2 separate regions of the Mus musculus genome follow, and region 1 is linked to region 2. Evidence: chromatin contacts called from ENCODE Hi-C or POLR2A ChIA-PET data. All regions are on one chromosome and are shown on one strand. Each heading gives the region's core, a stretch centred on a gene start or an enhancer-like site at or near the end of the contact. The rest is flanking DNA. Distances are from core to core; before and after follow the strand shown.

Region 1 (3,630 bases), core at 838-3,337, 37 kb after region 2:
AGGGTTCTGGGACAGTGTACGAGGTGGCTGAGCAGTGCTGCATTTGGAAACGGCAATGAACTTGTGATGCTTGTGATGCACCACTGATTGTTTGCGTTGCACGTTGGAAGCAGGAGAAGGAGGTGGATATCCGTGATGAAAGGCGAGGACCTAGGCTGAGGTTGCTAATGTTGTGGAAGATTAACTGTGAGGAGTTATTTTCTCAGCCATGGGAAATGAGTGCCGCTGCTGCTCCAGCTCCAATGGAAGGCTGCCCAGTAAGCCCTCTCCTGTCTCCACAGCCCTTTGTCCAAAGCAGAGGGCCTTGGAGGGGCGAGGGTGGTCTGAGGTTGATGTGGGCCTTTCTCTCTGGCCCTAGTCAGGCACAGTGATGATTTTCCAAACCAGAGGCCTGACATCTTGTTTTCTGATTTACATATTTATTTACATGAAAAATTTACCTGTTTGCTGTGCATTTTGTGAGTCCTAAAATGTAGTATTACACGGCATCCTCACTGCCCTAAACAATCTAAGGTAGGCAAAGTGTGGACAGAGCTCTCACTGTGAGACAGACTTGGAAAGAACCATCTTGGGCTTAGGGATACAGTTCTGTTAGAGAGTGCTTCCCCAGCAAGCCTGACGCAGCACGGGGTCAGTGCCCATCCCATGTAAACCAGGATTGAAGCACCGGGGGCAGTGCCCATCCCATACAAACCAGGATTGAAGCACCGGGGGCAGTGCCCATCCCATACAAACCAGGATTGAAGCACCGGGGTCAGTGCCCATCCCATATAAACCAGGATTGAAGCACCGGGGTCAGTGCCCATCCCATGTAAACCAGGATTGAAGCACCGGGGTCAGTGCCCATCCCATATAAACCAGGATTGAAGCACCGGGGGCAGTGCCCATCCCATATAAACCAGGATTGAAGCACCGGGGTCAGTGCCCATCCCATGTAAACCAGGATTGAAGCACCGGGGTCAGTGCCCATCCCATACAAACCAGGATTGAAGCACCGGGGGCAGTGCCCGTCCCATGTAAACCAGGGCAGTGCAGATGGAAGCAGAAACATCAGAAGTTCAACGTCATCGCAACTCCACAATGAGCTTAAGGCCACCACTATGTGAGATCGGCTTCAAACCAGACTGCAAAGAGAAGCTCTATTCACTGTAGTCACAGAAGTCTTACTTGACTACCATCCTTTCTGTAGTGTGGGCCGCGGATGTGCCTGGTAGTTGGTCCTACACAGAGGCGGGATGGGGGCCTGGGTTTCCTACTCTTTTCTTCTCAGAGGTGAGGGGGTAGGAGGCTCACCAAAGCTAGGCATTGGTCATGACATAGCTGTAGCTGTGGGAAGCCACTTGGTTTTGTGGCCAGCCTGGGGTTAAGGAATTGTTCTCCATCATTTGGTTTTCACTGGTTGTGATGGAAACCTTTCAAAATGCACTAGACCTGGATTCCCCATTTGCTAGGCTGAGCAGAATGCTGCTTAAATTATTTGTTATGACTTCGTGTAGCAATTCTGAATGCCCACTAGTATATTGCAGTGTGGAACCCAGAGGTTAAGTTACTGGCCAGACCCTCTCCAGAATGCTGAATTTGTCATGTTTGTGGAGTTTTTATTTGTCTGACAGTGTCTCATGTTCATCACTAAAAATCTATTTTTGAACCAAATCACCCATGCTTTCTGGACACCCAGGCTCACTTCAGAAGAACACGATGACTGGATTACATCAAACACTTTCAGACATATCTCAGATTGGGTTGAATTTCCAGGATGCTTAGCTGGGGTAAAATTTATTTACTAGAATGCGAGCTTCCTGAGGGCAGAGAATGTATTGTCAGGTCCTGGGTGATGTTCGTTAGTAGGAAGCATTGGTAAACATTGCAGTGAGAATGTTACCCTATGTAGTGTTATCGTGCATCTGAGTGTCAGAAAACTTTTCTTGAAAAGAAATGTATTCCCCATGGAAGCCCTTAAGACTGGCATTCCTGAGCCCCAGCCCCTCCCAGCTCAGCTCTCTGAGAACAGTGAAATGAACTCACTGCTGTTCCCATGCCAGAGCACACTTCTCCATCTCCTTGGCTCTGAGACTGAATCTCCAGCCTGGAGAGTGCTTTGTGGCCTGGCAGGCTATGGGAACTGAGCTGGCACTCAGTGGTTCTTGGATAGGGCTCACCAGATCTCTCCACTGCAGCATAATCCCCATGACACAGGAGGCAGATTTAGGAGTTAGAGTTTCAGTAATTGCCAGTTGATACCCGTTGTTTACAAAGTAAGATAAGCAAGATTCCATTTCTACCTTTGAGTGTTTAAAACTAATTTGCAATGGTGATTTAAACCGAATGAGTGCCTTTCTTATTTCTCCATTTTCTTCCATTTTGAATTCCATGGATTCATTTCCTGGCAGTATTTTCTTCTGGAACCTGAGGGTGCTGCCCCCAGACCCCCATCCCCGCTTGTCTCTTAGCAGGTATTTGTTCCTTGTGGATACACGATGTTCCTGCTTCCTTACGTTCTCCTCATTGATAATAAAGGAATGGGGCTCGCTTTAGGTGGAGCCCATGCAGGTGTTTTTATATACAACCACCATGTTGGTTCTGTGTATATAAAAACCAATATTCCCATGGTTGGTGCATACTCTTTTGGGTTCACTCTGCTGTGTGTGAACCCATTTGACTCCATTGCTCTAGCTCTTGACTCTAAGTCAGTGGCCCTTAGCAGAGGAGCAGTTGTCGGTGATGTTGATGATTGTCTGAGTTGGGTGGGAGAGGGAGGACTGTTCTTGCATCTAGCTGAGGAGGCCTAGGAGGAGGTCAGGGACCTGCTGAATGTGCCACAGCACAGGTCATCTTCCACAACAGTGGATGATGCGCTGGAGGAAGCTTGCTCAAAATGCTCTGTCTCCTAGGCATACCCACTTTCTGTTGAACTCAGAGAAAGGTGGGGTTCATTTACCTTTAACTTTAGCTTTAAACCTTTACCAACTGACTGGAATGCCTAGCCATCCATCCCCCCTTATCCATGGGGCATATGGTCAAACCCCACAGAAGACACCTGCAAATCATGGCTATGTACCAACTTTACACTCTCTATGCCGTTCTCTATGTACATTTGATAAGTTTTATGTTTGGCACAATAAAAGCTTAACAATATTAAGTTGCAATAAAGTTGAACAATTCTAACAATACACTGTGATAAAACTTCAGACTTATGAATTACAGCACTTCTGGACTTTGGTGAAGTCACCGATGAAGGACCACCACGTTCCTGTGGTGTTTTGAGCAGAGATAGTGGTATGATGGAATGATTGAAAGACTCCATCTGCTGTCTGAGAGCAGAGAAATCCGTTACATTCTTTCCTGTGGAAAGTAACCCTAACCGCGTGAGAAAAAGCTCCTCAAAAGGACAGCTCTGCCCAGGGCCCTATTGTAACTCCGCCAAAGGTGCTGGCTCTGTGCGTGCTCACGGCCTGGCCTTGGGTTTCTCAGACCTGACCTGCTGGCCACGGGCATTGAATGGATCCTTGAGTGTCCTCTTTGTGGAAACCAGTGTGTTCTAGGATATGAAAAGGGAGCGTCTCTCTAACAGCTCCCAGTGTCCTCCCACCGGGCTGGGAAGGCTGAGAAGCCTGGCAGCTCAGGGCATTA
Region 2 (3,655 bases), core at 468-2,967:
AAAGAGGCCATGTTATCCAGCCTGTTCTTAGGGAAGCTAAGAATTTGCAACTTCCTGACTCTGGAAGTTAAGGCTTTTGCTAACTTTTTTTTTTTGGGGGGGGGTATCTTAGTGTACATTTGACATGTCCACAAACTATTTATTATTTTTGGCATGTTGGGGAAGGAACTCATGCATGCTGGGAAGTTCTGTACAAAGGAGTTCCACGCCCTATCTCTCCAGGTCTTTAAGAGGCATGCTCTCTCTAGGATAGTGACATCAGTACTCAGAAACCCTCAAGCTAGTGCTTGCATAGGGCTGGCAAACAAACAAAAGCAAAACAGGAGTCCACTACGAGGTCTCTGATCCTAATCCAGTGACACTGGGACACTGGGTGAGGGGTCTCCTAAAAGAGTGGGTAAGTTCCAGCTCAAAGGTTTGGACAGTTTACCCCCCTCCCCCACCTCTTGGTCGGTTCCCACAAAGACAAACTCTTGGTGTCAGACCGGTTTCCCCAGGGGCTGAAGTTCTAAGTCTAGTGACCGCCCTGCAGCAAACAATGGAGCTCGCTGTGAAGCCCTGCGGAGGTCCTGGCTCTGAGTTACAGGCTGCCACCCAGCAGGTTGCTCCTCCCACACCTTCTTATTTTTAGTTACAGCCACTGTCTTCATAACTTTTCTTAACCGCCAAGTAGGGCTCGGTTGTGTGTGTTACTCTAAACTCCTGGATCTAAGACGCCAGAAGATTCAGCGTTGGTAATAACTAAAGCACGGATTATCAAAAACAGTTTTTTTTAGTTTCTATCTCCTAAAGTTCCCAAGACACTATAGGCAAAGGCTCTGTCCAGGGAAGGTCAAGTCCTGGGTTTTGTGCCTGAGGATCAGACGCTAGGCTAGGATTGTCAGCTAGGCGTTTTCACTTCCCAAGGCTTTAGGCAAGCTATTCAAGTTACTTATCCGCTGTCACTTTCCTCACACGGGTACAGCAATGTTTATCTGAAATACTCTTCCAACCAAAAAGGCATTGGTGTAAAAATCATACTAACAGAAATGGTTTTACATTTGAAGTAACCGTGAGAAGAGATTCAGGTAGAGAGCAAAACTTGGCACTCCCTTGGCATCCAACAAGCAAATGTTGGAATCCTCCTTTCAACGTGGGTCAGCTGAGAGGCAACTAGGACCCCAACCTAGGTTCCCAGATCGACTCTCGGTCAGAGTTCCGCGGGAACAGCAGGTGGAACAGCTAGGCGCCTGGGGAGACCTGGCATCTGAGGGGGTGCGGGAACAGAGGGGTTTCCCGAACGTGGATCTGGTAGATGCCTGAGGAGTAAGGCGATCGCAGTCCCATACCAGTGGCGCCCTCGTGGAGGGACCAGCGCAGGGCATTCGGGAGGGAGTCTTCCTCTAGGGCTACGGTTTTAACTACCAAAGGCAAGCGGATCTAGTTTACTGGATCCGGGGCGGAGGAGCGCCGCGAAACCCGGCGGGTCAGTAAAACCCGAGAGCTTGTAAAGACTGCATTCCCTTGGTCTAACTCCGGCGGAAGTGCCAGAGAGGAAGAAGCCCACTGTGCTGCCCGGAAAGGGGCGGGGCCATAGCCATCCGCCGGGCCGCTCAAGGGGCGGGGCCTAGGATATGGGGCGGAACCTACACTCGGGGCGGTCTTAGGGCGGAGCCTGTGGGGCGGGGCTTGGCGGCGGTTGTTTTCGGGCCAGGGTACGGGGCTCTCAGCTGGGCTGCTGGGCTCGGGGATAGGAAGCAAGACGAGCTTCTTCAGTCGCGCGCTCGCGGACCAAGCCGAGAGGGCCCGAGTGACGGGCCCAGCGGGCAGCGTCCCCGAGGCGAGGTCGTCGGCCGCGGTGATGTCTGCCCGGTGCTGTGCTGGCCAGGTGAGCGAGGCGGGCTGCCGCGCGGGTTATCAGAATCGCGGACACCGACGCGAGCCAAGCTCGAGTTCTGGAAACCCTGTGGGCGGGAAGGGACGCGGGGAAGCCCGAGAGGCAACCCCAGCGACCTCGGTGTTCGGCCTCCGGGATTCCGGGCTGGCAGGGCGAGCGGGTCTGGAGCTGAGGATCCCATCGGTTCCCAGGACGTGTCACCTCCGGTCGAAGCCTCGAGTAGTGGCTCTGAGTTCCGTAGCTCTCCTGCCACTGCACTGCCTGTGGGATAAATCCAGGAAAAACGTGGGGTTGGACAAGATCTCTGTTTCTGTACTCCGAGCACAACTGGTCAGTCCGAGCAGGGCGGCCGCGTTTGGCATCTCCAGGTCTAGAACATGGGGCTCTGTATTCACGAGAACGTCTGGATATCCGATTTGCAAACTCCCGGACACAAGTCTAGGCACAGGGAAGGCTCAGCCCTGCTTTATGGGTTTACCGACCGGACCCTACCCAACCCTGACTGGGCACGAGCCTTCGCTCCCTTCTTTGCAACTCATCTTGCTGGAACCTGTTTTGTAATCTTGCCAGTTAAATTCACGATATCCAAGCCATAGGAGGCTCCTAACTGGAGAGAATTATTAGGTTTTAGCCCTTTAATGCTAATTTCCCTTTTTTTTCCTGCAGGGTTAGAAAAACAACAGCGAACTAGGTAAAGCCATCTGGATGTCTTTCTCCCATGTTGTCTTTTTGTTAGGTTTTAAGGGGTTATAAAAAACAAAAACAAAACCTCGAATCTGATCGCGGTGGGTGGGCATTCAGGTGCAGGACTGGTCTTGTTTACTTTGAACGTCAGGACAATGGGAGCCAGCTGTACGTGCTGTAGGGGGTTAAGCTGTGTCTCTGGACCCATCAGGTTTAGTGGCCTATAGTAGTCCTGTCCTCTTAGAGGTGGCCCTGTATGTCAAGCTGGCATTTTTCAGAAATGAGGAAAGTGGGGCTTTTTGGTTTGAGTAAAATGATGCCCGTCCCCTCAATGTCTGGAAAGGAAGGACGAAGGAATATGACCCATTCAGGCTTTTTAGACCAAGAGGGGCAGAAAAGATTGTTTTCAGAAAATTGCAAATATTCATTCTCTCTCTCTCTCTCTCTCTCTCTCTCTCTCTCTCTCTCTTTGCTGGTGCTGTAAGTTCTAGGCAAGTGCTCTTTGAGCAGCACCTCCAAGTCCATTTTTCTGGTTGTTTTGTGATACTCTTCAATTTGATGCAACCCTTTTCATTGTATAGTAAGTAATTGCATGTATTTGGGGCCATCAGCCCTTCTCTCTTGGAAGCCCCGTGAAGATCTTTCCTGACAGGTGCTTGACTTCAGGTTCTGAGAATTTATTGTTAGTACTTAAGTGAGTTTTAAAAAATATTGGTATGAGTGATATTTTGCCAGGATGTATGACTTGTTTCTAAAATCCCCCTCTTAGGGCTTTGGAAAGAACCAAGTCCTGGCCATTCCCCACAGAATCATAACTTCTGTTTCTCAGGGCTGCTGAAGGTCTCACTGTGGTAGGTTTCAGTGCAGTGAGCAGCGCTCACACCATGGTTTTATATCGCTATGTGAGGGCGTGAGCTTTAGCTAAATGTTAGAATGCTTGTCTAGCATGCACTTAGCTGGATTCAGCCACTAGTACAAAATGAACCCCTCAAACCTCACACTGTCATCAGAAGCTGAGTCTCTCAGTTGTATCCATATATTGTTTTCCAAGCACCTGCTAAATGCTAGGAGGAGGATATATTGTAGGAAGCCAAA

Evidence for each region. A loop is a pair of places that touch in the nucleus more often than their neighbours do. ChIA-PET counts read pairs that join two places held with the same protein, here RNA polymerase II (POLR2A).
Region 1: a map of gastrocnemius shows a loop between it and region 2 (2.5-fold over the local background). The contact joins the enhancer-like site here to the promoter of Serinc5 in region 2. A Hi-C loop is called at or near these places in 5 of 37 maps with a recorded cell type or tissue (T-helper 17 cell, gastrocnemius, heart and 1 more). POLR2A ChIA-PET finds 5 or more read pairs at or near these places in 3 of 5 experiments (Patski and embryonic stem cell).

The regions. Positions count from the first base shown.
Region 1 is chr13:92,645,823-92,649,452 of GRCm38, forward strand. The region is part of intron 1 of Serinc5 (serine incorporator 5); the gene reads left to right. Among named protein-coding and RNA genes, the nearest start is that of Serinc5, 36 kb to the left of the region's middle. Within about 2 kb of position 2,088, at least 1 of the 3 ENCODE cell types and tissues checked has a DNase peak (open chromatin) inside an H3K27ac peak, as active enhancers do; it is gastrocnemius, where a contact is called at or near this core.
Region 2 is chr13:92,609,421-92,613,075 of GRCm38, forward strand. Serinc5 (serine incorporator 5) reads left to right here and starts at 1,718. Exons shown (of 12, transcript NM_172588.2): 1 at 1,718-1,867. The coding sequence starts at 1,841.